2 separate regions of the Homo sapiens genome follow, and region 2 is linked to region 1. A link is a loop called in an ENCODE intact Hi-C map of the cell type or tissue named here. Cell type or tissue: sigmoid colon. All regions are shown on one strand. Each heading gives the region's core, and the rest is flanking DNA. Links, peaks and the distances in the headings are about the cores only. Region 1 overlaps RAD51B (RAD51 paralog B). Region 2 overlaps RAD51B (RAD51 paralog B).

What was found. Peaks named below come from ENCODE experiments on the same cell type or tissue, not always from the same donor. Only the 100,000 strongest peaks of a DNase experiment are listed, where the experiment ranks them.
Region 2: a loop joins it to region 1, with 2.5 times the contacts of the local background. A loop is called at or near these places in 6 of 110 quality-filtered maps.

What each region holds. Positions count from the first base shown.
Region 1 is chr14:68,441,892-68,457,382 of GRCh38, forward strand. The region is part of intron 9 of RAD51B (RAD51 paralog B); the gene reads left to right. Among named protein-coding and RNA genes, the nearest start is that of RAD51B-AS1, 240 kb to the right of the region's middle. In sigmoid colon, for the core only: no CTCF peak of the experiment used is centred there; DNase peaks (open chromatin) are centred at 3,052, 6,544 and 9,970; H3K27ac peaks cover 1,983 bases.
Region 2 is chr14:68,385,957-68,401,447 of GRCh38, forward strand. The region is part of intron 8 of RAD51B (RAD51 paralog B); the gene reads left to right. It overlaps LOC101927971 (a long non-coding RNA gene), which reads right to left. Exons shown (of 4, transcript XR_245776.5): 2 at 14,343-14,515; 3 at 11,224-11,310; 4 at 9,340-10,460. Among named protein-coding and RNA genes, the nearest start is that of RAD51B-AS1, 290 kb to the right of the region's middle. RefSeq lists an enhancer at 11,207-11,933. In sigmoid colon, for the core only: no CTCF peak of the experiment used is centred there; DNase peaks (open chromatin) are centred at 6,925, 8,355, 9,785, 11,505 and 2 weaker places; H3K27ac peaks cover 3,040 bases.

The sequences.
Region 1 (15,491 bases), core at 2,933-10,932:
CCATAGGATATAACCCTAACACTCTGCTCAGTTATTTATTTGGCTGACGACTTCCTCTTGTAATACTTCTTGACAGGTGGTCAGAGGAATACCTCTTGGAATCCACTGGCAGAGCTTGTTAAAAATTCAGATTCCTGGACTTCCCAGACTAAATCAGCAGCTTTGGGGGTGGGTCTAGAAATCTGCATTTCTACATTGCTGGGCAATTCTTAAAGATACAAAGTCTGAGATCCATGGCCAGTCAACAGCACGTAGTGTTAATATATTCTATGATGTGAATTACTTTAACTCTCTTTACTCTGCGTCCAGTCTGCAGGGTCTTAGCCCAGGGCCTACTACTGACTGGATGATTTGGTCACAACCTTTCTCTCTCTAGGACTGTTTTCTTATTTATGAAATATGGGGTCTGGAGTATTAGTCTCTAAGGAATCTTTGTGTTCTAACAGTTCATGAAAATAGTTCTCTAGCAGCATCTGAGAGAGTTACTGAAACTACCTTAACAAATCCTATTTCTTGAGTGCCTACTATGTAGTAGGCATTGTGCTTTTTTTTTTTTTTTTTTTTTTTTTAGCTAGAGTCTCGCTCTGTTGCTAGGCTGGAGAGCAGTGGCGCGATTTCAGCTCACTGCAACCTCCGCCTCCTGGGTTCAAGCTATTCTCCTACCTTAGCCTCCTGAGTAGCTGGGACTACAGGTGCATGCCACCATGCCCAGCTAATTTTTGTATTTTTAGTAGACATGGGGTTTCACCATGTTGGCCAGCATGGTCTCAATCTCTTGAGCTTGTGATCCGCCCGCCTCGGCCTCCCAAAGTGCTGGGATTACAGGCATGAGCCACTACACCCGGCCGGTGCAGCTTTTATGTATGTTTCATTTATTCTTTATGCTAACCTGTGATATTATTATTATTATTATTATTATTCACACTTAACACTTAAGGAAGTGGAGGCTGTGAAAAGTTAAGTAACTTGTCCAAGCCGACTTAATCAATAAGAGGAGCTGCAGTAAAGTGGAATGAAACTGGGGCTGTGAACACCTAAAGAATGACCCAGGTTGTTGCTCCCCCTGAAACTTCACAAGGCCTGGGCCTCATGCAGTGCACTGCTCATTCACCCTGTGTTCCACTCTCCCAGCAAAGGAGTCCTGGTTTTGGTTTCTTTCGATGTTTACTTGGCCTCTTGCTTAAGCATTTGCCTTTCCTCCTCAATAACAGTGAAAGGACTGAAAAATAATAAAATAAAGAAAAGAAAATCCCAGGGCTGGAAACATTTTGTTTCCTACAAAAAGAATATTTTGCGGCCAGCTCTGTGGTTGAAAGTATTTTTCCTGTGGTCTAGGGATGAGTTGGATCCCATCTCTTCTTGGCCAGGGTCTGAGAACTTAGCCTGTGGCTTCCCATCGAGTCAGCACATAGCATGCTATTTTTTGAACGAGTGTCTGATGATGTTGAATGTGTTCACGAGTGGACGAATAGGTCTGTTTGGGTGTATAAGAAATGTGCGCATGTGCCTCTGACTCTTCCAGGGCAGAAGGAACCTGGGAGTGGTTTTCCACATGCTATACATATCAACGTAGCTTTTAAGTTTTCATCACTCACATGATGACCAAAAAAATTCAGATGCTGACAAATGAGAGGAGGGTGATATGTGAGCCTTATGTGGATTTGCAAGTAATCAGAAAGCCAGGGAATCTAAGATTCCCTATCACATTTCTTTCCATTTTCAAATGGAAAATGTCACATTTCTTTCCATTTTTCAAATGCTCAAAACCAAGACATGGGGTTGGTTTTATTATGGCAGGGTGGTCTGATGGTAATGCAGAAGATGGGAATTCTGAGAGCTGCCCCAGCTTGTCCACCTTCAGCCTTTGGGACACCAACTTTGCCTAGCCTTGAATAAGTCACTTTTTCTCAAGGACTGCATTTTCCTATATGAAAACATGAATTTGTGTTTAAAAAAAAAAAACAAAACTTTCTGCTTTCAAGAATAAAAGCTTCTCTAGTGAGGGATGAATTTTGAATATTCAAACCGAATTCATGGATAAGAAATAGTAGTGCTAGGTACCTTTTCTTTACTCATAAAGCATTATGTACTCATATTTGTATGCTTCCAGTATGACTTTGAAGTGTATATTAGTGCCTAGAACTTTTCAGCCTGTTCTCCATGGCATGGCCTTCATGATTCTATCTCTTACATTCTTGTAAAGAATGAAGAACGGGTGTTCTCTGGACTCTCATTGCACATGGTTTTATGTTCAGTTACCTGCTGACTGCCTCCCTGTCATGCCAGCTGCAAGTCACAGCACAGTGCCTGGCACAGAGCAGATGCCCAACTTGTATTTGTTGACTTAAATAAAACTTCTCCAAAGATGACAAGCTACTGTTTGTAACTTCAGTATTCTCTTGTGCGAAGTCCTCTACATAGCTCTCCATTCAGGGACATTTCTAGAGCTCAAATCATCATGACTTCCAGGAAGAAAAGTTGTAGTCACTGGATTAGGGGGCATTGTTTGAGGAAATAAGCAAATTCCACAGGTGGAAAGAATTGTGAATTGTGTGTGTGTGTGTGTGTGTGTGTGTGTGTTTTGAGGTGAAAGAGGTTTAGGGAAAATTTGAAAAGCTATTGGAATGGAAATTAAACCATCCAGAGTGTTTTATTTTAGAGGGATAGGGTTTAAGATAGACTCAGCAGTGGTGGCATTGGCCACAGGGCTGCACCTACCCTGGGATGCAGAAACTGGCCCATCCAAGTCAGCTCCATGGGAAAGAATGACCACAAAGTGATCAGGGGTCACCAGTGAGAAAAACTGGCATTTGCTGTATTTTGTCACACAGGACAGTAGAACTGTTCTCACAGTAGGAGCAGGGATGGGGTGGAGGTGGTGGTGGTGATTTTAGTAAACCAGTTTTCTGGTGATGGGGGGGCATATTTCTGTTTTTACCCCTTAATAATGAGACAGCAACCCAAATAACAGATCCCTCAGTACACTGAAATGCCAAGGCTAAATGAACTGGTGGAACTTTGTGGCTTTGGCTCTTGGCCCACAGGCATATCCGTGCATTAGAGCCATGGCTTGGCAGTAGACAAAGCAGCTGTGTGGGTCCTCGGGGAGCTCTCTGGCTCTGTGGCTTTCTTTGATATGCAACTGAACTTTGGCAAATTTTTCCTCTCATGGCACTGTTTATGAGGTCCAGAGACCTTCATTATGGAACCCAATGCCAACAGCAAACTAGAACTACAGGATGTCTTCCCACATTCACACTCTGCTTGCAGGCTGAAGAGTTAGCCCACAAGGCTTTCAACAAAGGGACAATTTAGGGGAAGAGACTGCAGAATTCTCTTCTCAGCTTCACATGGCTGTAAACCCATAGGATTGGCCAGACCTCTTAAACTTTCTTTCCTTCAGAAGGAAAAGATCTCTTACTTAAAAATGATTCTGTATAAGATTACTAATTTACTGATTTCCAATTCAATAGTATTTAAAAACAACAACGACAGTAACAATAATAGCTAGCATTCATCAAGTACTTGACCATTTGCTAAGTACTAAAGTGCTGTGCATGTATTAATAAAAATGCATTTATTATCAACATCTTTGTAAGGTAAGTACTATTATCCCCATTTTATACATGAAGAAACTCAATCCCAAAGAGATTAATTGTTAGTTGTTATTGGTCTTAATAATTATTCACCAATTTAAGGTATAATCCTGCAGATATAGCTTATAATTGACTGGCTTTCCTGAACCCCACCTTCCTCAGTCTATGACACTGGGCCACAGATACTAAAATAATTAAAATTATCATTCTTAATTGTTAACCCACCTCAAACTGTAACTGGGTCTTGATGAGTTTCAAGTAGTATCATCCTTATATTGGGAAATCTATAATTAAGACTTTTCTAAAGTCATGAGCAGGTATACAGAAAGTGATTGACTTGGTGAATGAGAGGGATCAACTATCCTCCAGAGCTTGTACAGTAGAGTGGAAACAAATGTGGTGTTGGACTGAGAACGGTTTAAGGTATTGGAGGCAATGATTCTGTTCAAGTGCCAAGATTAAACCAATAGACTCTAGAGGGGCTCAAAAGTGAGGCTACATGTCATGGTTTGACGTCTAAATTATAGCTATGCAACTTTCTTTCCTACCCATTTCTACTGTATCCTCTGTGCTTTCTATAATAGCCGCTCCAGGGAATGCTGATAATAACATTATCGGCTGCCATTTTTATGCCAGGCACATGATAAGAGCTATACAAACATCATCTTTATAATATGCTGTGAGGTGGGTTTTTACAATAACACTGTGAAGTGGGTATTACTACCCTGAATTTACAGATGGAAGAAATGGGCTATGGAGATTATGAAGTGCTCTGAAGTTAAAACAACTAGTAAATGGTAGAAAAGAGACTCTGAAGTGACTTGTAGCTACTAGTTTGTCTTGCCTCATAAACAATGTGATAGACATCTGGTATTTCTGCTTGCCCTTGATCTCTTACCCCTTCTCTCATACCTACACTATGATTTTCCTGTAAGGAAACATGCCTCTTCAATTTTTTTCAGCCTATGTTGTCTAGTTAGAGCTGAGGGCTGATTGTACCCACTGGGTTCATGTCTGACCAATGGAAGGATCACATTTCCTTTCTACAGAGATTGGTTTGCAATAGTTGGTTAACCCAAGCTAAGTTGAATAGAGTAAGCCCAGAATTTTGCTGAACAATAAGAGTTGCTAAATTGGTAGGATATAAGCCTGGAGCTCCTTGTGGCTGTCTTTGCCACCATATGAAGGAACTCACCTCAGAATGACAATAAATCAACGTAGAGAAAAACAAGAGATTGAGAGAATGTTCCAGGTGGAAGGAGGAATTGAATAATTGAATTAATATAAGATTATGAGGCCATCATCTGAGGCCCTGGATCCAACTGTGCCTCAGGTCAGTTACTCCTGACATTCCAGTTAAGTGAGCCAATAAATTCCCTTTTTTGTTTGGTCTCAATCACATCTCTGTTACTTGCAACAGAAAGAATACTAAATAATACACATATTAAGCTGGGTGCGGTGGCTCATGCCTGTAATCCCAGCACTTTAGGAGGCCGAGGCGGGCGGATCACCTGCAGTCAGGAGTTCGAGACCAGCCTGACCAACGTGGTCTACTAAACCCATCTCTACTAAAAATACAAAATTAGCCGGGCGTGGTGGCACATGCCTGTAATTCCAGCTACTCGGGAGGCTGAGGCAGGAGAATCACTTGACCCAGGAGGCAGAGGTTGTGGTGAGCCAGGATTGTGCTACTGCACTCCAGCCTGGGCAACAAGAGTGAAACTCCATCTCAATAAAAATAATAATAATAATACACATATTAGATCCTCATAGTTACATACAAATGTGGGCCAGAAAATTCTAATAATGAGAACCTGTATTGTTAAGTTAAAGAGTTTATTCCCCCATTAAGTAGAGATAATTTCTGATTACTTAGGTCTACTTTCCTGGTTCCTATATTATTCCATTCCTTTTCTTTTCCTCTTCCATCTTATGCATTTGCTGTTCTTCTTCCTAGTTTCCTTTTGGCCTTTTTATTATTCACCTCCACCACAGTAGAGAGAAAAAAAAAAAGCATGAAACTTACAATAAACAGCTTTTCTGGCTTATAAGGCTCTTTGAAAAGTTTCAGATGAAGAGTAAGTTAAAAAATATTAACTAAAAAGCATTAAACTTACAATAAACAGCTTTTCTGGCTTATAAGGCTCTTTGAAAAGTTTCAGATGAAGAGTAAGTTAAAAAATATTAACTTAAAAGCAATTACGAAATCATTTTTGGGTTTTAGTTAGCCATTCTATCCATGACCTTTTTTTTTTTAAACCACATATTAAGCTTGATGAAAGTCCTTGATGTCATTGCTTCCACGACAAAAATACAACCTTTTCTGGGTTAGTTTCCCTTAATCATTAATGATGAGCTGTAAAATATTCTTTCCAGTTCAAAAGTGGCATCAAATAAGTAACTAAGATGAAATTAGTAATAATTTTGGAAATGTGGTCATTTAGCAAGCTGATATTTACTGAACATCTACTGTGTACTAGGTTAGGCTCTGGAAAAAGCAAAGATGAATAAAACATAATTTTCAAAATCTAGCTGGATCGGCAAGTCTGAATTGGGAGTGAGCAGGAGGGGCAGAGGTGAGGGCTGAGCCTGGAGCAGCCAGTTGGCCCATACTGAGGAGGACCTTCCAAAGGCTTTGGAAAGTAGATACTATAGGGAGCTGAGGATGGTCTTCAAGAAGTGAAAAATGTGCTAATCCACTGGGGAGAGCTTACGGGTTATATACAAGGGTGTTATTTGTCTGACAGAGAAAACTCACTTTAAGATTACATGAATATATGATCCATATAGTCTACCAGGACATCTCTTTTATATATTGACCAGAATAATCTGAGAAAGCTGGAAGTACAGGCATTTAAGCCACTAAAGCTGTGGACTACAGTTCACCCTAAGCAAGGAAGCGAGTGTTTTTTAACATGTCATCTCCTGGATTCCCGAGGCTTTCTGGGTTAGCTCAAACCTGGGCCATTTAGCTTCTTATGGGCAGGGACCTCATCATGTTCATCTTTGCTTTCCCTAATGTCTAAGCCAGTACTTGGAACATAGGAGGTACTCAGTAAATATTTGTTGAATTAATATAACATTAAATAAATCATTCAGTTCTGAGTAGTCATTGTTTATACTTGCTGTAAATATGGTTTTATGTAATTTCCAAGTGTGTCTGCCCTTTTTAGGTCCTGTATTTTCATTTTGGCATAGTCTGCTTTCAGTGGCACCCAGCTAGAATTTGCCTGCTAAACAGAAAATCTCTGGTGACACCGAATTGCATATCCTGGCTTGATTGCTGATGGAGAATGGCAGAGCACACACTCTTATCTTTAGCTTGACTTTCCATGTATAAGAGAGGGGATGTTTTTGTTTGTTTATTCTGAAATGGAAAACAAAAAAGTAATGCATGCTAGTTGTGAAAAAAAAATCAAGCAATATAGTAGGAGGGAAAATCCTCTAATGGTATATAATCTTCTAGGCTTTTTCTATGCATATATCAAAATATTTATGTACTCACCATATATAATGTTATATAAACTACTTTAAAATTAATCCACACATTATGGATAATTTTTCATGTAAATATACATATTACTAACCGTTTTTCATAGCAGCATAGTATTCATGGTATGGATATACAGGAATGCAGTTAAGAGGATAACATAAAAATGAACGAAATGTTGTGTTCCTTAAAAACTCATATCAGGAAAATCTAAAGTATTTTCATTTCTAATTATTTTTAAAAAACAACAAAACTTTGTTTCAAACCAAAGAGGTAGCAATATAGCTTCATTTCAGAAATTGCTAACTCCGTGCATGAATATTGTAGCCGTGCTTTGCTTCATCATTAACCTTCTCTAATTCTTCTACCTAGGGACCCCAAAGAGCATGGTAAACATTTTACAAAGTCTCCTTAAAGATGCTGGTCTGGACTGAATGGATCTTTAAATCTAACTGTTTTTAAATGTCTTTTAGTAAGGCCCACCTTAATTGAGCTTTTTTCTTAAGATCCTGATTTTAAAGGGGTGGATGGCTCAGAAAACTGCTCCAGATCACCAAATAAAAAATCAAGTTCTGAACAGTGAGACACCTTTAGGCCCATCCCCCCAGCTGTCCCCAAGATCACACTCCTTCATCATGTGTCTCCTGAGAGTCAGAGATCCTGCAGCTGTGCCTGAGGAGGACTGAGGTCTCCAGGCTCTTGTATTGCTAAACCTAGTTTTTGTTTTTGTTTTGTTTCCATTCTCTTTTTTCTTGCCTTTTTTTCCTCTGTGGTGTCTCATTTCTCCTAGAGTCCCGGCTGACTCCCCTGGGGATGAATCTGCCTGCCTGTGCATACAGGAATCCACAGTGTCATTAGGGTAGTTATCTCTAATTTATTCTTCCTCCTTGTGATTAGAAGAACTCGGTCTGAATATTGAAGAAAACTCATGTGGGCTCTTGTCTTTGTGATAAAAGCTTCTGTCCCATAGTAATTAGGCAGAGCTCTAGTTTACTTCTAAAACATGATTAACTCCTTGGAAAGGAGGGGAAAAAACGGAAAGTTATTTAAGATGGGTACCCTAGGGGAACAAAGGAGAGGCTTTTCCCATTGTTATGCCTCCTAATTAGGCCAAGCCCAAGGTTGCTGTGTGTCATTCCAGGAGGCAGTGGCCTGCCTGGTAGGCGGATAGGAGCAGAGGGGTGACAGAATGAAGCTGACATCAGAAAGGCCCAAAAAGAGCTTAGGGCTTTTTTTTTTTTTTTTTTTTTTTTTTTTTAAGATGGAGTTTCACTCTTGTTACCCAGACTGGAGTGCAATGGCACGATCTCTGCTCACTGCAACGTCCACCTCCCGGGTTCAAACATTTCTTCTGCCTCAGCGTCTCGAGTAGCTGGGAATACCCAAGTGCACCACCACACCCAGCTAATTTTTGTATTTTTAGTAGAGACGGGGTTTCGCCCTGTTGACCAGGCTGGTCTCGAACTCCTGACCTCAGGTGATCCACCCGCCTTGGCCGCCCGAAGTGCTGGGATTATAGGCGTGAACCACCACGCCTGGCCAGGACTTTTTAAAAGACTATATCTTCTGAACTTGCCTCCTGTTCCACCTCTGAAGGGCCCTCGGGGAGAGACGGAGCTTAGATACCACACTCTGTTCTGTAGTTCCTCACATAGTTTTTCTCACTCAGAACCACTGAAAGAGGTTAGGTTGCTTTATTCCTCATGACTCTCTGTTTTGCTTGACTTGTTTATGGTGAACATGTGGTATTTACATAATCAGAAAAACATAAAGCCATATTCATAGTGTACCAACCGGGAAAGAGAGAGAAAAATTAATTGTTTGTTGGGACTGGCAAATAGTCTCACAGTGTAGTCAAGTCAACATTAACAGTAAGAAGGGTATATGGGATTATGAAACTGTAAAAGGCCCCTGAGGATTCTGAGCAGAGTTCATTCTTAGCATGACTGTGGGGGCTCAGTGCCAGGCCATGCTGCACCCCACAGAGGGCCCTGTCCAGACTTCTCAGCACAGGGAATGCCTCATATTGGACAGTTTTTGACTCCTGTGATGGTCAGTATTCTCAGCTTCAGGGCCCTCTGTTTCAGGCAAGATAACCTATTCACTCATTCTATAGAATGCTCAGCCTGATGGTATGTGTGTTAAGTAGGTAGACTGCCTGGAAACACAGATTGAGCACCAACAAATGATTCTAATGAGAATTTTAGAATTTTAAACTCCTTATATATCCAGTCTGGTTGCTATCAAGCTCTTCCTACCAAGTTCTTTCTGAGATCCTTCTGGTGCCTATACCTGTTTCTTGAATTATTTCAGTCTGTGAGCTTATTTCTATGAATTAAAGATACCTTAATTCCCTTATAATAGTTGATAAGTGAGTCATTCTATGGTTATATATAGTGTAAGATTTAGAAACATTCACATTAAAAATATTGAAAATACAAAAGACGAAGCTGACAGGTTCCTGGTTATACCCTGACAGCACTGGGGAGAGTTATTGTATAAAGTTCTAGCTCTCCTCCATCTTACTGAAACTAATTTCGTTTGTGCTTAAAGGAAAAGACAGGAAGGGTGCCCTGTTGTCTCTCTGTTACACTCTTCAACTCATCTGAAATCCTGTCTTGTGTTTTCTTCTTGTCCTTTGCCCTTGCATTTGCTGGAGGAGGACTTTAGGGAAATAGTAAGAATGCTGCGGTAACAGAGAGAATTAATTTGACCGTGCTCTGAAGAAAGAGCATGTTGATTTCTCACTAGAATTGGTTCCTCCACCCATCAGAGCAGGGCCAGGGATGTGGTACATTACACAAACCAGTCCCATTTGACCAGCTGTTTTTGGATGTGTCAAGCCCAGATTTCAGCCCCTTTACATAGAAACATGTTGCCTTCCTTGAATGGGTTCCTGTGAGACTAAAGAAAGTCCCGTGTGGTCCAAGCATGATGTAACAGGGATGTGTGCTTCAGAATTCAAGACACACCCTCTGAGTTCCTGGCATCTTTTTACTATAGTAATCACACAGCCATAGTCTTCCTTCTGTGACCCTTGAAGGCCAGAGCTGCCTTGCCTCTGCTGCATTTTCTAATGGGCCTGGACAGGAGGACCCAGCTCTGTTTCTTATGGGTCTTGTGGATGGCGCTGGGAAATCAGGCTTGCCTAACTGGATATACAGAGCTTAGCATTAACAGCTGGACAGAGCTCTTGTGCATCTTGTTTTTTTTGGTTATTTAAATACTCCTGATTTAGGGTGGAGAAAGGGAATGGATTTCTGTTGCTTGAAATTCCTTGCGACAGTATTTGTTTGCTTTAATTGGCGCTAGATTGAAGTTACCAAATTCAGATGATGATGAAACCAGTTCACACTTATTTGAAAATTGAAATTGGTGATACTTATGTTAACTTTTGATTTTTTAAAAAAACAATAAAAAATAAAATTTAAATGTAGTATTTGATGGCGATGAGCTTACTGACAATAAAGTCAATTCTCACTTCCTTCAGCATACCCAATGGTAATATTAAACAAATGGTAACATTAACAATTTTAGAAATGGTTAGAAATATGTACAGTTCTGTAGCATGTGTGTGAAGTTGTACATTAGCCTTGCACACATAGGCACTCTCACATGGACAGCAAGGAAAGGCAGACCATTGAACTAACTCTTTAGCCTTTAAAATGGGGCAAGTTACTAACTTTTCTGCAATTTTTATCCCCATAAGATTCTCTCATCATAGTGGAAAGAAACTAATATTTCTCAGGTTCCTATGACGTACCGCATTTTTCACTAATTTCTTTCATCTCTTTAATCCTCACAATAAGCCTATGAGATGAGTGCTATTGTGTTCATTTTAGAGATGAGGAAAGTAAGTCTTGAAGAGGTTAGAGTACCCAAAATCATATAGCCAAGATTTGAAGCCATGCTTGACCAGATCTAAGGTGTGTTACATTTTGTAATAATGATGATTGTACTTGACCCCAAGCCTCCTTTTTTTAGCCCCCTATAACCATGACTTGATAATAGCTAAAAAATTGTATTGAGTAGCCTTAAGAGGAGCTATTTGGTACATATTCACATGTGGGATGTGTGTGTGTGTGCACATGTGTGTGTATGTGCATAACCCTCAAACTGATATTAAGATAATGTTACTAAATCACTACCTAATTGGAGATAGAAAAACTAAAGTTCACAAAGAGTGCCTGCACTTTAATGTGGAGGTTTGACCACATATGTATATTCTTTCTCATGATTCATTTGAAATTATGTCTGTATGATAAACTAATAAAGTTAATCCAAAAAGACAAAGAGAGCATGAATCTTTTTGAGATATCAACAGGCTTCAGCAAATAATAGAACACATGAAGTGATACAAGATTGGCAAGAAAGAACAGAGACACTTTTGTGCCCTCAAAGTAGTGTAGCAGTAGAACACTTGAGAGATTTCTTCAGGACTTAGAAGAACCAGATATCATAGAAGACAGAAGAGACAAAAACAGCAGATTGGTTTAAAATTGTATATGAAATATATGAAGTAGCTGAACCCCCTTTTTCACCCTGGAAAGCTAAGTGACAAGTCTCCAACCCAGGATAAAAGCCATAATTTATCTTTGGAGAAAGACTTGGGACTCTAGACAAAGCATAGGACAAAAATGGGCATTTTATTAAAACAGGGGATTATGCCTGCCAGATGGTGAGTCTACAGCCCCTTTCTCTGCCCTGCTTCTAGAATGTAGCAACCAAACAAGAGATTTTTATAAATATCAATCCACCTCTGAGAAGGTATCTCCAGTTATTGACTCTACAGTGGATCCCACCGTTTACAAATGCTGTGTATATACATGGTGCTTTTAACTGTATTTTTAGTAAAAAAATATTTTATGTTTTAAATATGATTGAAAACCAAGGATCACCAGACTTTGGAAAATGCCTCTCATAGCAAGGAGAGAAGAAAATAGAGATAATGTGAGACTCAAAAGAAAACTTAAAGTATAATTAATTTCCTCAGAGAGTTAAAGATGACATAAGAACAAGAATAGGAAGCACTGAATTAGAAGTGGTCAGAAGACAAGGAAGAGCACCTGGAAATTAATAATATAATAGGTGACAGATTCAATTAAAGAGCTAGAAGATAATACAAAAGTGAAATCATTTGCTGTTTTCAATTTTATGTGTAAACATTAAGTTGATTAAAAGATCAGTTGTCTAGTGCTGTGAAAACTTTTAAAACAGAAAAAGGAGGAGTCAAAATTGAATAGGGGGAGATAACCAAGATAGATACTGAATCAGGATGTTTACATTTTGGCTTAGGAGACTCAATTTTCAGCATAGTGGAATAAGGCACTCCCAAACTCTACACCTCCATAAAAGTAACAAGAACATTGACAAAAACTTAAAAAAAACTTCTTCAGAATTCTGGAAATTAAATAAAGGCTCACAACAGTCTGAGGAGTGTTTATTTGAGAAAAAAAACAAGTGACTCTCAGGAAGAACAGCAAGACTTGTGGAATTTTAACTTGCCCTAATTCCATTCTCCTTTCATCAGTGCTACAGTAACCTTGCACACCAACAATCTTTATTTGTGGCATCTTTGAAAGCCAGCATGGTAGCAGCCACTGGAGAGGATAGAACAGGTTTGGAGCACCTTAAAAACCCCATCCCAGAGAATTGCTATTATTTGACCTGTCCAACAGCATGCTAAAAAGCTCCATTCTCAGGGCTTGTCTTTATTTGACTTAGATTCAGAACTTGGCCTGTGTGAACAGCACTATCCACAGAGCATTTGTCAAAAACAGCCAGTGGTAATTGCTCACCATCATGGCTGCCCAAGGCTCCATTACCAGGTAGTGCCAACAAGAGGCTGACCAAAAAATACAAAAGGAAAATCTGGGGGAATGAGATAGCTACAGTGGGTTTTATAAAGCTCCTACATACACCAGGAATCTAGAGGGCCACATAGATATCCAGGGCTTTGTAAGAGCTGAGAAAACCTGAAGATCTCACTTCCAGCTGACCTTGAGGCTGTGTGCAAGAAGGAAGTGAAGAATGAAACAGAGTTATATGGCTTGATGGAGTATTGAATGCATGCCCCAACATACACACACACAGGCTGAAAGATTTACTGATTCACAGCATTTAAGGAAATCTGTCATGTCATTAGTGGACCACGAAGTGGCTTCATGTATAAGGGACCTTCAATAAAATTAACTGACTGACTTCTCATCAGAAACCACAGAAGCCAGAAGGTAATTGAATAACATATTCAAACTGTTGAAACAAAAAGATTGTCAATCCAGAATTCTATATCCAGCAATATTATCCTTCAAAACTGAAGGAGAAATTAAGACATTTCCAGAGAAAACAAAATATAAGAGAAACACCTGCCATACAGAAAATACTACAAAGAATTCTTCAGGCTGAAATGAAAGGACACTAGAGAGTAACTCAAATCAGTATGAAAAAGTAAAGTGTGTAGCCAGGTGTGGTGGCTCACACCTGTAATCCCAGCACTTTGGGAGGTCAAGACAGGTAGATCACGAGGTAAGGAGATCAAGACCATCCTGGCTAACATGGTGAGACCCCATCTCTACTAAAAATACAAAAAAAAATTAGCCAGACGTGGTGGCGGGCGCCTGTAGTCCCAGCTACTCGGGAGGCTGAGGCAGGAGAATGGCATGAACCCAGGAGGCGGAGGTTGCAGTGAGCCGAGATTGCGCCACTGCACTCCAGCCTGGGTGACAGAGCGAGACTCTGTCTCAAAAAATTAAAAAAAAAATTTTTTTTTAAAAAGTGTGTTGGTAAAGATAAATATGTAGGTAAATGCAAAAGACAATAGAATGTATTTTCATTTGTAAGTCTTTTCCTCTCCCATCTGATTTGAAAGATAACTGCAAAAAGCAAGAATTATAAAACTGTGTAGATGGGCTTATAATGTATAAAGATGTAATTTGTATGACAATAGTACAAGGAAGGGGAAGAGAATAGAGCTATATTGATGCACATTTTTTGCAAACAATTGAAATTAAGGTGGTATCAATCTGAACTAGTTTTAAGTTAAAATGTTAATGGCAATCCTCAGGGCAGCCTCTAAGAAAATAACTCAAAAATGCATAGTGGAAGAAACAACAAGAGAGTTAAAATTGTACACTAGAAAAATACCTAACACAAAGAATGCAGTAATGACAGAAGATAGTAATGGCAAAACAGAGGAACAAAAAGGAAATACACACAGAAAACAAATAGCAAAATGGCAGGCATATATCCTACTTTATCAATAATTACATTAAACGTGAGTTGATTAATGCTCCAACCAAAAGGCAGAGATTGACAGAATAATTTTTTTTAAAAACAACATGATCCAACTATATATGCTGTCTACAGGAGACACACTTTGAGTCAGACACAAATAGGTTGAAAGTAAAAAGATGGAAAAATACATGTCATGCAAACAGTAAAGAAAGCTGGAATGGCTATGCTACTATCAGACAGATTAGACTGTAAGACAAAAATCATTACTGGAAACAAAAAAAGAGACATTTTATAATTATAAAAGGATTGCTCCATCAGGAAGACATAACTATAAATGTATGTGCACCTAACACCTATGCCCCAAGATACATGAAGCAAAAACTAATAGAATTGAAGGGAGAAATAGAAATTCAATGATAATAGCTGGAGGCTTCAATACCCCACTTTCAATAATGGATAGGACAACTGGACAGAAGTTCAGCAAAGAAATAGAAGACTCAAACAATACTCTATGCCAACTAGACCTCAAAGGCATCTATAGAACACTCTAAACAACAGCAGATACATGTTCTTCTCAAGTATAAATTAGACTACAAGTTGAGCCTCAATAAATTTAAAAGATTGAAATCATACAAACTTCTCCAATCACAATGGAATGATTTTTTTTTTTTTTTTTTTTTTTTTTTTTTTTTTTTTTTTTTTTTTTTTTTTGCTTTTTTTGAGACAGAGTCTCACTCTGTCACCCAGGCTGGAGTGCAGTAGCACGATCTTGGCTCACTGCAACCTCTGCCTCCCAGGTTCAAGCAATTCTTGTGCCTCAGCCACCTGAGTAGCTGGGATTACAGGCATGCACCACCACACCCAACTAATTTTTGTATGTTTAGTAGAGACAGGGTTTTGCCATGTTGGTCAGGGTGGTCTTGAACTCCTGGCCTCAAGTGATCTGCTCACCTCGGCCTCCCAAAGTGCTGGTATTATAGATGTGAGCCAACACGCCCAGCCCTGGGATGAAATCGATAATCAGTAACAAAAGGAAAATTTGGAAATTCTCAGTTCTGTGCAAATTTAAAAACACACACAGACACACCCCTAAATAAGCAATAGTTCAAAGAATAAATCACAAGAGAAATTAGAAATGAGTGAAAATGAAAACAAAAATACAACATATCAAA
Region 2 (15,491 bases), core at 3,542-11,541, 55 kb before region 1:
TAAGTGACAGCCCAGAGATTGGCTCCCGAGTCTGTGCTCTTAGCCACTTGTGGTCACTTAAGATAGTCCCTTAATCACTTCATTGCTCTATTTCCCGTCTTCTTTCCAAAGTCTGTGGGTTCTCAAATGTGATCTCATCAACATTTAGGGCAGTATCCTTTGGAGGTTATTGTTGCCCCCTTTTTTACAAATGGGCACTTTGAGATAAAAGCAGGCCACATACAAGCTATTGGCAGAACCCAGGAGTCCAGCTTTTGTGCTGTGGGTTCCATCTGCTATGTGTCTCTCCCAGTCATAATTAGGATGATCAAAAAATTCAGATATAACCTGCTTACCCCTCTCAACCAGGGCAAATCAGAAACAGCTCCATAGACAATTGGGTTAAGTTTCCAACTCAAATGTTGAATGATCTATGCAGAATATAAAGGCGTTTACAAGCCAATGACTGATACAGATGCAGCAATAACATACCTTTCCCCAGTCCTCTCTTTGCTGTAAGGCACCCACTGAATATCTTACACCTCTCTGGATAGCAGGAGTTACAGCAAATTCTGCATATGCCCTCCCACATTTAGCACATGCAGGGCTCATCCAAGAATTTTAGCAGCAGGGGATGATAGAGTTTGTTCTCTGGTTCTTTCTGACTGTCTCTGCCCTGATAGTGCCTAGTACCTGAGTGGCCCTTCCTCTGTCCTCTAATCCCACTGGATTGCACGTGCCTTTTAGCACTGGAGGTTCTGAAAGCCAAGCAAGAACTCCTCCTAATGGCATTCAGTACCTCTTTCTTCCCAGTCCCAGGAGGGGTTTCCCAGCAAGCAGAGGGAAGGTGATTGTTTCTACCTCTCATTTAGTCCTTCCTTTCCAACTTGATGGTATACCACCTGCAAAGCTATCCCAGAAACAGATGAAGTTTAGGATGCCCGAAGACTGGTTTGTGACATAGAAAAATTGGAATTGAAATGAAACTGCACATTCATTGATATCACCTCTCCTTTGTGAGTCTGGACCTAATAGAGTGGAATGAACAACAATACTGAAATACCAAACTTATTTATGCATTTAAGTCACCAAGTGATTTGGGTTTTTGTATCAGGGATGGTTGTTGCTTTTCCCTCTGCAATGTTAAACTACTGACCCGTTTCCTCTCAAATTCCAGTTCCACGTTTAACTGAAGACACACAGAAATAAATGTGTGTTGGCAGAAAGACAAACCCTGAGATGAAGCAGGAGGTATGTTGGCTGATAGAAAGGCTGTTATTTTAATTTCTTTTACATTGCAGCAGTCTCAGATGGATAGTATCCAGGTAACTTGTAGCGCCTGCATCTTATTAAACTCCTGTTTGATTCAGAATTTACAGCTAAAATGCACCTGGAATACTTAAAGTAGGAACTAGACTTTGGTTCATTTGTTCTCAAAAGGGATGTACAAATCGATTGCACAACCTACAGCAAGTGGCATAAAAACCTTCAGAATAAGATGATGGCACGTTTTTGTTAATAACTATATTTCTTGATTTATAAATTCAACAATGCTAATTTAGTGTTTACTGTTTGACAGACATTGTGCCTCTATAGCAGGATGAACTCACAGGCATGTTTTCTGTACGTCTGTCTCTTTTTATTGCATGTGACAGAAACCATACTCAAAGTAGCTGAAGCAGAAAGTAAAGTTATCACAAGGATACTGGCATATCTATAGAAACTAAGGACTGGGATGCAGCTGACTCAAAGAAGAGATGGAACCAGTGTTAAATAACATTAAGTTAGTTGGTCTCACACTCTTACACACACACTATCTCTTACACACACACTCTACCACTACAACCACTAAATAGCTGCACTGTCGCTACATAGCCACCACCCACATGTAGCTACTGAGCACATGAAAGGTGCCTTAAGTGTAAAATATGCACTGAATTTCAAGGACAGTATGAGGGAAAAAAACATAAAATGTCTTAATTTTCATATTGATTACACGTTGAAATGATAATGTTTTGGATATATTGTGCTAACTAAATATATTTGACATTTATTTTACCAATTTCTATTTTTTTCATGTGCCTACTGGAAAATTTTAACTTACATATGTGACTTGCATTGTGTGTGTGTGTGTGTGTGTGTGTATATATATATATATATTTTTTTTTTTTTTTAATTGAGGCAGCCTCTCTCTGTCACCCAGGCTGGAGTGCAGTGGCACAGTCTCAGCTCACTGCAACCTCTGCCTCCCTGGTTCAAGCGATTCTCCCACCTCAGCCTCCCGAGTAGGTGAGCTTGCAGGCGTGCATCATCATGCCCAGCTAATTTTTGTATTTTTACTACAGACGGGGTTTCTTTTGCTGTGTTGGCCCGGTTGATCTCGAACTCCTGACCTCAAGTGATCTACCCACCTTGGCCTCCCAAAGTGCTGGGATTACAGGCATGAGCCACCACACTCAGCCTGGACAGTGTTGTTCTTCTAGTTGGTTTTCCTAAACATCTACAGCAACATAAATCTTCCCATGCCTTAGTTAGCCTGATTTAGTTGAGAAACACTGAAGGGACAATCAGAGACATATATCACCAATCAAGTATATATCATTCTATTTCATCCTTTTCTCTCTCCTTTACTGTCCCTCATAATTTCTACATGAGCCGAACACACACACTTCTTTTTGAAAGTGAATGTATATATTCACTCACTTCAAAAATACTTACTGAACCCCAATTCTATGCTAGGTCTTACATCAGGCGGTGAGGATACAAAGTCCCTGCCCTCACAGAGCTTCCTTTCTAGCAGCCTCAGCCACTTTTAGCTTGTTTTCATGAATGGAGCCCTGATGTGGGAAGTGCACCTCCCAGCGTGGCTGCATCTGGTCCAGGCTGAATGATTAACCCTTATAGTGAGTCTAAGTTGAATGAAAACTTGGATTTTCAGAGTCGCCATTAATACCATGTTGTCAAGGGAGATGGCAAACGATGTTGTTATTCACAAGTCGGGAGCCTTCAATGATGTAAATTTGTATTTCTCTTCCCATTTTTATGGAGCCATATTTCAGAATTCAGAAATGGAACTATGGAAATATGGCTCTCCCCGTCCCCAAAAAGAGTCCTTCTTCTAGACTTCTTGACAATATGTGTGAGGAAGCCTCTGGATTCAGTTGTTTTGTTTTTTTAAGTAACTTTTTAAATGAAGTATAATATGTAAACAAAAAAGTGTGTACATCGTAGTGTATAGCTCCATGAACTTTCTCACTGAGCACACATGTAACCAGCACCCAGATTAAGAAACATAACATTAATAGCGCCCATGGAAGCTCCTCCTTCCTGTCATGACCCCATCCCACCCCTCCACCCTCATCCCAAAGGTAACTAACTACTATCTGGACTTCTACAACCATGGATTAGTTTTGCCTGTTTTTGAACTTTATATAAATGGAGTCATATAGCAGGTTCTCTTTGGTACTATTTTCTTTTACTCAATGTTATGTTTATGAAGTTTATTCATGCTGTTTTATTAACCCATAGAAAATATAGATAGCTCCCAAGAAGAAACATAAAAATTATAATCCTACTACATTAATATGTCAGTGTTTGTCCTTCTAGCCACTTTTCTATGTATATACTTATGTTAACTTTTTTTCCAAAATTAGACCATAGTGTGCATACTACTTTGTGATTTGCTTTGTTGTTTGATATATCAGATCTACCAATGTGTTCTAAATGTTGGTCGTTGTAATGAGGCTATATTCTGAATTGACTAATAGGTAATACAGAAAAGTAGAAAATTATTTTTTAAGTACCCATAAGTATTTATATTAATCATTTTGTCCGATGTAGATTTGATCCGTCTCAGTCAGGCTTCCAAAAGACTTCCAAATAAAGGTAGCGAACAAATGGATCACTGATTGCTAGGGAAATCTGGTAATCAAGACCAAGTTGGGCCTCTTGTTTCTCAATGAATCTTCTAAATCACTCTCTACTGTTTTAAACCTAGGTATTCTGCGAATATGTAACAGATTAGGAACTGAATAATTCTGAGAATGGCTTGTTAGAGTCTCTGTTCAACTCTTGGCTTACTCTATAATCTGAGACAAGTCTGTAAAATGTTCCTTATTTCTCAGACGAAGAGCCTCATCTCCACATCTGTTTGGGATCATAAGAAATAATACTTACATAACATTTTGGAATCCTTGAATGAAAAGTTTTTTGGAGTTGCTGACTGTTCCTAAAATTTCCTCAACTAACATTGTGGAAATCCATTGTTGTGGATATAGTTGCTGAGCTAGGTCATAACTAGATTGCAAATCTTGAGTAGTGGAAAAATCTACGCCTCGAAGTTCTGGTCATTTATTTTAAAAGCTATTCATTTATTCCTAGATGTTCATACTGTGAGCTTAGCCTGTTATCATTTTGGTTTACTTGCTAAATATTCACATTTGGGGTCTTCATCCTTACCCATTTAGGATTGTATCTATTGGCATATGCCATTGGATTTGTCTGAGTGAGGTCACCTGGAACACTAGTGTTCTGACATTGAGTTTACACTGCAGGGATGAGAGAAGTAAATATTCCTATTAGTCAGTAAGGTTTGAATTTATAGCCTGAGACTCCTCAGACACTGACTGTCTGGGACCCTTGGAGACAGACCAGCATTGAATGAAACTGAAAGGTAGAGAATATACTGTGGCTGGGAAAAGTGATGGAGCAAATCTATGCAGAGATACAATAGTAGGATATTTAAGAGTTGGAAGGGATATTAGAGGCCCTGTGGTCATACTTCATTTTTCAGTTGGGGAAACTGAGGCTTAAGGAGGTCACAGAATGAGTTAGTCACAGAGCTGGGTTAGAAGCTTACTTTAGTGTTTCACCAACTACTCAGATGTCTGCACTACTGAGATACATAGAGAAAGAGCGTCAGAGGAAGGATTAGGGTGTCCTCTAGACCTCATTACACTAATGCAGTCCCTGGTAGGATCTAAAGACGTACTTGTCTCCAAGACACCTGACAAGCTGAGAGTATTGATTCATTCTTTCCCAACTTGGGATTGCAATGGTGAAAGGAATTTGGCATTTTATCTAATCAGCATTGGAAACTTGGCTTTCTTTTGGAGAATTCAAAAGTTCAGTTTAGGATATGTTCACAAGATACTTTCCTCCAGAATTAGGTGGGAGATAAATTATTAAATTTATGAGACTTGTCTTTCTTTCTTTCTTTCTTTCTTTCTTTCTTTCTTTCTTTCTTTCTTCTTTCCTTTCTTCTTTCTTTTCATGTAGCATTTCTTTTTCACATTGTTTCTGATGACCCTTAACCCCTGCTTTTTAAATTCAGTTTCATTTGTGTTGTCACATATATATCAGTTGTTGAGTCTTTAGTATGCGGAGATGCTGAGCTTGCCCTTCCAAGATGTTGGAAGGTCAACTCACTTTATGGTCTAGGTCCAGGAAACAAGAATATTTCCAACTCGCTGGGGACCATCTTGGCCTTGAGCAGAAATGGGATCTGAATTATTACCTAAGAGACCTTTGTAGATTGTCACAGTTGGCAGCCTCAGGACTTGAGCTAATCCTGGAAATTCTTTAACTTCCCAGAAAGAAGGTTCCACAAGGGCAGGCTGAGGTCCTCAGAGAGAGCAGATGGAATAGAGCTTACAACCAGTTGCCTTTACAACTGGACTTGGAGATAAATAATAACATTATACCCATTTTTTTTTTATCATGAAGCCTTTGACTTTCAGGGGATATCTATTCTTTATTCCTTTTACCCTGTATGTGGAAAAAAAATGCTCTGTATGAAAGAAAAGCAAGCAAACTTGTTGACTCAGTTCCCATGGTGAATGCAAGGCAGACCAGGCCAATAGAAACAACTCAGATATTACAAAAATGTGTTTCTTTCTGGCAGCTGCACAGTCAGTCCTTTATATCCAGTCACTGCAATCGCCCCATCACACAAAACCATTTCCAAGGTCATTATTCTGGTTGCGGGGGCTGCTTCCCCTACAAATAAATGTTGGTTTTACTAAATGTCCTCTCTCTCCAACTCACTTTATGGCAAATGAGGAGTAGCAAAGCATCATTTAGGAAGAGAAAGTGTAGAAAATCAGAGAGATGAAATACTACAGGTTTTCTAAAGGCTCAGGTTTATCTGGCTCAAGCAATACAAATTACAAACTATGGCACCACCTGTATAATCTGGTTTTAATTAACTTGAGGAAGGTACATCAATGTTATTTCATTAAAATCAAATTCTGTTTAAATGGAAAACCACCACTACAGGGTACATTGGGGCATTGTTCACTTGGGTTTTGGGGTTGGCAAGTAAATCCTGTATTTAGAAAAACCCAAGCAAACCCTGTTTTTTTGGAATCTTCTTATGCTTCGGAAGGCTTGTCATAGGTTCCTTGGAATGTAGGGGGTGCCCTGGTGAGGACCAAGGCACAGCTCAAGATGTTGTTTGCCAATTCTTCCTTTTATGACCCTTCTAGTCTTCTGTCTTCCTGCTCCCTGCCTGTCTCCATATCTCTTTAGTGCTTGGCCTTGATGCCCTATAGGACTCTCTCTCCCATTTGCCACTTTGAACTGAATGATTTGATCCCCACTGGGTGGACAGTGGATGACATAGGGCACTCTATAAACAAAGATGCTATTTCAGGCTTACAAGAGGAATGAGGCCCACGTGATCACAAGGGGCTGGTGAATAATAGAACCCTCTTTTGAAACTCTCACTTCACCAATTACCTAAGAGCTGGGAGGAACCTGAAAGATCCTATAATCTACACACCTCCTTTTCCGAGGAGGACACTGAGATTCGGAGGTAAAGAAACTGGTCCATACTAGTGAAGGCTGTTTGAGTGGGGCCTCCCCATTTCGACTCATGCCCTTTCCCCTCCAGCCTGGTGCCCCAGTTCTGCAGACCTGTTGATTACAACACAGCCCACGCCGAGAAAATCCTGCCCTGTCAGCAGAACAGCTTTACAAGCTGACATAGGACATGTGTGTGTTTGGAGTCAGGAGAATGGCTGAGTTTTAGTTCCAGTTCTGCCTCTGCTTTGCTGGCTTCAGCGAGTCACTTCTCCTTCCTTTGTCTATTTCCCCTATTGGGAAGGAGAAGATAATTAACCTTTCCACCTATCAGGCTCACTTGAGTGTTATAAAGAATAATGAGGTGATATTTGTAAAGTGCTTTGAGCTGCTGGGAAAGAGGAGGGGGTGAGCTCCGTGGAAAACATTATTAGCTGGAAGGACTTATCAATTGAGCTATTTAACAATAGCAGAGAGTAAGGATACTCAGAAATGAATTCCAGGGACTAGCCCTGCTTTGAATTTAGGAGGAGGATTAGTGGGAACCTAATAGGTATTCCGCTTCTCCAGTTTCTTCAGTGCACCGTCAAACTAGGAAAGGTAATTACATTCTTCTATGTCGGATTCAGCCCGGAGTTTCAATTGGGATGTCAAAGTGTGCTTGTCCTCTATTCTCATACTGAGGCTGTGTTATGGTGTGATTGTTAAAGCCTTGGGCATCTTCTATCCCCTGGGGTAATTTCGCTTAGGAGCTATACAAAGTAATTTCTATGCAGTGGCTGGGCTGCTGTTTATAAGGTTGATTAGTAGAGCTTCTAAATCTAAAGCGCCTGGGGAGCAATTTGGTTGAAGCAGGGAAATAAAAGGCAAGGTCTTTATCATGGTTGATCTTTTTTTATTGAGCCGCTCCATGGGAATTTTCTCAGTGACTCAGATGCATCTACAGTGCAAAACGTGGGGCTTGGTGGCTCTTTGACATGGCAATGGAGGCCTAGCCCCAGGTAAAGGTGAACTTGCCAGGTCACTAAATATATTTAGGGCCCCCTTTTAACTTCCTTTACTCTCACAGAGGGTGATGTTTTTGGGGCCCTGAAATGTGTGGGAATGTTTCCAAAAGATTGTTCTGATGAGGGATCTGTTTCTGCAAACTCCTGCCCCACTGTTTGAAAGACCGTCTGCCCCAAATTCAGGTCTTTCTCATTTTTAGGGCCAGGGAAGAAGACAGAGGAAGAGAAGAACTGGGGGAATTTTGTTTTGAACTTGTGCAGTCTCTGTGGGCTGACTGAACAGTGAGCCAGGCAGAAGGTGGCTCCCTCTTTAGTCGGCAGGAGCAGGGCTGAATTTTATCAACATCTTCTGCAGGTGTAGGGAGAGGTCAAGATGTCATTTGGAATGATAATTTCTCTGATCAAAGTTAAGTTAAGGAAATTACAGTGATTGCATCTTTGTCCCCTAAAGTTTATGAGCCTCTTTGTAATCGCTGCTTCCGCAAACCCTTCCCCACCTTCCCAAGTTCTCAGGCCTCCATCTGCAGGGGCTGCTGGGCTTTTCCCTCCAGGAAGGACGGGCTCGCCAGCTGGCCAGAGGTTCCTGTATTAGTGCTGCCCTGTACTGACTTGTGAGTCTCCAGTAACAATCCTCCGGTGTGGCACAGCTACAAGCAATGACCAGGGAGGCCCACCTTGAATCCTGAACCTCTTTGGGGGCTGACTCAGTCCTCTGAAACTGACTCTTGGATTCCTTCCTGGGTTTGCCACCAACTCATTTTTGTTTTTCTCAGCAAATCACTTCTCTGCCTTGAGACTCCATGAAATAATATAAGGTTTCCTTGGCAGGATTCTCTGACCTTTTTCAGAGACCCAGATTTCTTGTTTATTTTAATTTGAATGTCTCAATCCTCTGAAAGCATTTGGAATATTTTCTTCATTTCCCTCTCCCAAGGTATCTACTTTATCCCAGACAGGGCTCCCCCAGTGGGTTTTGAGGGGAAGGATGCTGAGGCTTTGGGCCCGGGCTCCTGTCCTTTACTTCACCTCTGCCAGGGCAAAGACCAGCACTGGGCTGACCTCCCTGGGCTGGGCCAAAAGAGAAGGCTGTGGAAGCCGCACGTCTCCGATGCTGCCCACTGTCCTTTCCCTCTGCAGCCACAGCTGCCTCCAGCCCCCCTCACCCCCGCCTGCTCTTTTTCTCAGTGAGCCTCAGCGCCAGTGCCCCAGTGAGCTGCTGGGAACAGAGGTCCGTCCCCTGCACTGGCCTCGGCTCCCCGCACCAGAACATTCAGGCATCAATGGGAAACAGCAAGATCTGTCGGCATCCCCCCCTTTCTTCAGGCTTTGAGGGCCACATTCTCCACGGCCATCTGTTCCCTTTCACCTCTCTGGACAATGTTGCTTTTTAAAGCCAGCGATTCTTCCTCCTTTATCCCCTCCTCTCCCGCCTCCCCTTCTTCTGTGCTCCCACCCTTTCTACCTCTCCTCTCTTTGCCCGATTCCTATGAAATTAGCCTCTCTTAAGATAAGATTTGCCCTTCCTCCATACAAAGCTGTTTTGCAAACACTATGGGTTTTTGAATTTTTATTTTTACATTTTGTTTGAAGTGAGGGCTTGCTACTTTTAAAGTTTGTGATTGTCTTGTGGAGGGGGTAGTCTTTTGATAGGGATAGGAAGGGGGAGGATAGAAAAACTTTTTAGTCATGAAAAAAGAAAATACAGAATAATAATGAGTTTTAGGTTCCTGCTGGCAGGCACTTGCCTCTTTAAAGAAGGAATCCTCCCTTTCCTTTCCTTGATGATCAGTTTAAGGAAATTTTTATGCTCTCGAGGTCTTCCCACCTTTTATTGTATTACTATTTTGTTGTTGCTGCAATGTTGTTGTTGTGCTGTTTTTAATTTAGAGCCAGGGCTTCTGTGGATCTGGTACAGCGGATTCCTTTGTCTTGGACAGAGCCATATACAACTCCAGAGGTTCCTGGATTCAGGCAGAGTGCCCATGGTGCCTTCTAGATGAAGCAATCATCCTGACTCAAGGGCTGGACATCAAGGGGTGTTTGCCCCAGGACTGACCAGTGACTAAGTGTGTGACCTTGGGTACATCACTTTCTTTAAGAATAATGATGACAGAATCATTTACTTCAAAAAATTTTTAACACATGATTCTTCTGTTTTTACTATTACTTGGTTTCACAAGCAAGACGAGTCCGTGGTAATGTCATGAAAACTTATGGGTTATCCTTGGGTAAGGATGTACCAAGAATCCACCGTTAGGGTCTAGTTGAGCAGCAGACATGGGAAATATCTAAAACAAGGACGGACTCCTGGCTGTGGCTGCCTGTCAGGATCACAGAGCAGGGACACGGGCACCGGCAGAGTTGGGCTGACAGATTGAATCCTGTCTCTCCTACTTACTAGCTATACAGATATCAGTAAGGTTTTGTCATCTATAAAATAGGGGCAACACTAGAGATATACTTCGTATGGTCGTTGAGACAATTAAGAGATTTTTATCACGTAAAGCACTTGGAATAGTTTCTGGAACCTGGTCGGTACTATGTCGTTGTCCCTCTTCCTATCCCACATCCACATTACAGATGAAAACATGGGCTAACGGGTTTTCTGCAGGGCTCTTCTTAGTCTTTCACATTCACCTTCTGCTGGTTCATTTTTTCATTGCAGAGTGAACACTGATAAAATAAATAATGTAATTATCAGATTATAATGATGATTAACACAGCGATTCTATTTAGAAATGTCATAAAATAGTGAAACATCCTAAGATACAGAAAGATATATGATCATGTACTTCTGGCAAAGAAGGTGAACCAGATGTGGAGATGATAGTCATAGAAGGAAAGCCAGTCATGATTTTGGCAACTGGGATCACCTTACATATTTTCAGTTGGAGAAAACCTGGAGATTTATTTTTCTTTTGGTATCAATTTCTAGAAACCTGTCGTATGACTAAGAGTTTCCCAACAATAGGGAGAGAACATTATTAAAATATGCTTTTCTAGAAAGGCCCAAATGACTCTGAATAAGAAACTGAATATTATAATTTAATGAGGAAAAGAAAATGAATGGGATGTCCAGAAAATTGGGGCGGGGAGGGGGTAGTTTCCATGCATTTTCCCTCCTAGAAAGGGAGATTAATGGCCATTCTTGTAATATCTAAATGGCCAAAAGAAACAATGAAAAGAAAAATAATGAATCAGACTCTGGGGTTTAAATCCTGACTCTGCCACTTGCCAGGTGGCCTTGGGCAAATCACTTTCTTTGTAGCGCAGCTTCCTTCACTAGAAAATTGGTATGATAATGGTACCTCCCTCACAGAGATAATGTATGTAAGGTGTTTAGCCTGGAAAACAATAATTATCCCAAAGTGTTACCTCATAATTCTTTACTGTAATGTCTTATATCAACTGACATCTGAGATGTGGGACACATTACCCAAAGTTGGTAGTCTTGATCACTTTGCGGATGCTGGTCATTTGCAGTAAACCCATAGTTCTGTCTCATTTCTGGATAAGCATTGGCCTTCGAGGAAGAAGGAAATTGGTTTGCTTAAGAATTCATATTTTGCAGATGTGAACTGACTGGCTACTGACACCAAAACCAGTTCCCCCAATTAAAATAACCCTGCTAGCCTCAGCACATTTTGTTCATGAGCTCCCTCTCCCGCCATGAGGCGGCTGCCTGAAAGTACTTGACTGCCCTACCCTCCACTCCCCGGGGATTGGGACATGCTTGTGAAGAGATACTTGAGGAAGTTAAAGCAAGGTCATCTCCATTGCCTAAGCCCCACACCCTGGTAAACTGCACACTGTTTGGACCTTGAAACTTGTGAGCTGCGAATTCCTGTCATAAATGGAGTTTTCCTCCCTCCTGTGGCCCCAGTTTGTGGTGAGCCTTGTGTTGGCATGGTGGCCATGGGGACACCCCTCGTGTGTGTGTGTGTAGGCCCCCAAAAGGAGAAGTGTAGCAGCTTCCCTCAGCCTTGCCTCAGAAAGCCGGGTCCAGATGGCCAAGGAAGCACACTGCATTGAAGGAACTCTGCAGCCAGAGTGAATTTACCAGTGTGGGAAACAAAAACGTTCGGGTTCTGGTCTAAAATTCTGGGAGCAAAGGACACTGGGATTGCCTCCACCAAATGTCAACATTTTACTTCTTCCCCCACCCCCTTCTCAGAGCCTCGAGGGCAGCAAACATATGTGAGGCCAGCATTCCATTCCCTCCCACGCAGGAACATATGCTGATTCCTATCAGGATCCTCTGCTTCCCAAAGAGGCTGATGGAGATGGGGAGGGAGGAAAGCATAACCATAAATCCTCACACTCTGGGCAAGGTGATAATTGAAAGCATTCTCCACCATGACGTGCTCTCCAGTGCCAGGGCAGCAGGCAGCTGGGACAGCTAAAGCTGGGGAAGGCCTGGGCCGGGGCCCAGCTCTCCCTCTGACCAGGTGAATTTTGGTGGTCAAGTCACTTCTCTGCCTATGAAACGGGAATAAGGATTGTATCCATGTTGTGGGATCAAAGGAAGCACTTTAAGTCAAATTCATCAGATGCACTTAGGCACTCTGGAGTTTTCAAAGCACCTCAGCATTTCTGTCTTGTCTCACTTGATTCTTTTTGCTCCCCTACTTGCACTCTGTTCCTGCTGTCACTGAGGAAACACAGCAGAGTGTGAACTCTGAAAGCTGACCCTTGTTTGGTGTCTTGAAGCAATGCAGGTCAAGGAGCAAGACTGAGGAGGGGCCTTAATGAGGGTCTCTGAGTGAGGACCTGGGCCCGGTAACCAGCCCTGGCCTGTTTCATGCCCAGGCTATCAGCCGCCCCTCCTACCAAGTCTCTCTGAATTAATATTTTGGGTGTCTCCTCAGACAACAGCTCCAAGCAGATGAATTATGGCAGTTCTAAAGGGTATTTACATCTCTTCTCTCTATTCCTCTTGGGAAGCAGGGTGGGGGATTAAGTCAGTCTTAAAAACTGGCTAAAGGGCATTCTCCAGAATGATGTCTTCTGAGATTAAAAGGACACAGAGCCACATCACAAGATACTAGGTGGAGATTTTCTAATACAAATGCATGCATGATGGTACATGGACTGTCTGCGGGATCTGAGGAGTCTGTAATTGCAGGCAAAACAGCAAATGCCTAATACATGATTTTTTTTCAAATGTTAGCATATATTAGGATCATCTGAGAGAGGTTTTTGAAAATATGGACTCTTGGGCATCACCTCCAAAGATTCTGATTCATCAGGTTTGGGATGGGGCCTAGGATTCTGCATTTTACAAAGTTAACAGATGATTCTGATGTATAGAAACATATGAATGCCCTAGTAATTTCTCCAGAGATCCAATCCCATGTCTTGATTTTATATCAATGACCAAGTAATCTCTCTGGAAAGGCCAACCTACATTTTCCCACTAATTTTTTTGGGGGGGAAGGAGAGTTCAAACCTACAGAAAAGTTCCAAGAAAAGTATATTGAACTCCCCATATACCCTTTACCTGATTTTTTTTTGTGTTTTTTTTTTTTTTTGAGATGGAGTCTTACTGTGTCGCCCAGGCTGGAGTGCAGTGGCGCAATCTCGGCTCACTGCAAACTCCTCTTCCCGGGTTCACGCCATTCTCCTGCCTCAGCCTCCCGAGTAGCTGGGACTACAGGCACCCGCCACAATGCCCGGCTAATTTTTTAGTAGTTTTGGTAGAGATGGGGTTTCACCGTGTTAGCCAGGATGGCCTCCATCTCCTGACTTCATGATCCACCCGCCTTGGCCTCCCAAAGTGCCGGGATTACAGGCGTGAGCCACCAAGCCCAGCTCTTTACCTGATTTTTAACACTTTGCCTCATTTATTTTTATCTCTTGTATATTAGTTACCAATTTATTTTATAATATTGTTAACTTATTATAATTATCTTTGCTGAACCATCTGAGGGCAAGTTACAGATATCATATCCTTTCATCCCCAAATACTTCAGCATTTATCTCTTAAGAACAAGAACTTCTCTTACATAACCACAGTACAATGATCTCACCCAGGAAATTAGTATTGATACAATACTATTATATAATATACTGGCAATATTCAAACTTTGCCAGGTGTCCCAATAATGTACTCTATGGCAGTTTTTTCCAGGATGCAGTCCAGGATTAGACATGGCATTTTAGTTGAAATGTCTTTTTGCACTAATGGTTTTTAAAGCCATTGATGTTCTCCCAGAAAAATTTTTCTTCAAGAACATATTTCCTAATAAACAAATCATATTTCTTTTCTCTTCTGTTCTTACTGCTTGCAAAGAGCCAGTGATCCAAAGTGGGCCTGAAGCAACAGCAGGCTTACCCAGGCCTGATTCTTCACAAGCTAAGGCCTGGGCAAAGGACCCTCTCTCAGCCCTGGGTTTGCCTTGTGAGCTGATTTCCTGAAGGCAAACCACATGACTGCTGGTGTGTCCCCTTGCTGTTCAGTCAAGTGGGTGGCCACCTGGCTTTCTCCTTGTCCCAAAGTACTTCGTTGGATATGTAAAGCGACCAAATGTTACTTCACTGTAGTTTGAATCTTACCCAGAAAGAGTGACTGGTAAAGGACATGCCACTTTGCACCCTTCCCAGCTCTCTCCAAAGGCAGCTGGCTGAATGCACACTTCTGAGGGTGATGTTTTTTCCAGCACTCAGGGATATACCCAGTGTGAGATCAGAATCAGCAGCTGTATTCATTCTGCCTCAGCCAGTGCCATCTGAAACAAACATCAAGTGGTCAAAAAATGAGATGGTGACCATGTATAATACACAAGACTTATTAGAATTCAACTCTGGTATCCGCCTGCTGCCTCTGACTCTACAATGGGAGCAGGAAAGCAAAGCTCATACCAGGACAGCTGAAAGGTGTGGTCTGAGGATTTCATGGTGAACAGATAGAACACACTGTGGGGGAAAAAAAACATATTTTATGCAAGCATCTTTCTGGCTTGTCTTGAATGAAGCTAAATTTAAAGAGAAAGTGCCACAGATTTCTTTAAATGGTTAGGTTTTTGTTTTCTTTGTTTTATTTTGCTAGTATTTACTTAAGGGTAATATGTGTTTTCTGTAATGAGTGAATTTATTTTTAATTAAAAACTTATTTGCAAAGGTCAAGAGATTTCACTACAAGTCACCATTCAGGATTTTTTTTTTCCTTTCCTTAAGTAGAAGGTAGCAAGGGGAAAGCTGTATTGGAGAAAAGGTTCAGGGGCATGGCCTCCTGGAGAATGTTGGGAGTTGAGCTGATGGGAGGAGATTGCTTCTTTTTATTCAGACAATCTAGTTCTGTTCTTCTTATGCCTACTATTGTTTTCCTTGCCATCTTTGAGACCTTGATGATCGACACTGCAGACACAGCAGAGAATCCTAGTACAGACTGAAGCTTTTCGTATAAAGTGAGCATGCTCACTGTGATTCTGGACAGTTCCTACATAGTATCTCTGTAGGATAACATATGTCTTGGTTTTCTCAGGGCAAGCTCAGTTTATCTCTGTTATCCCAGTATAACTATTAAAATGTCCCCATTTCATTTTCAAAAATGTCCTGGTTGGATAAGAACTTAAAGTATTTTGTTAAGACTCTGGGAAACTGAAGGTATTTTCTCCCTGTCCATGAGCCAGTGGAGTTGTTGAGTGATTTGTGCTGGTGCATACCAGTCTCTAGCCTAGTGGATGGCTCACCCCCGCTTCTCCC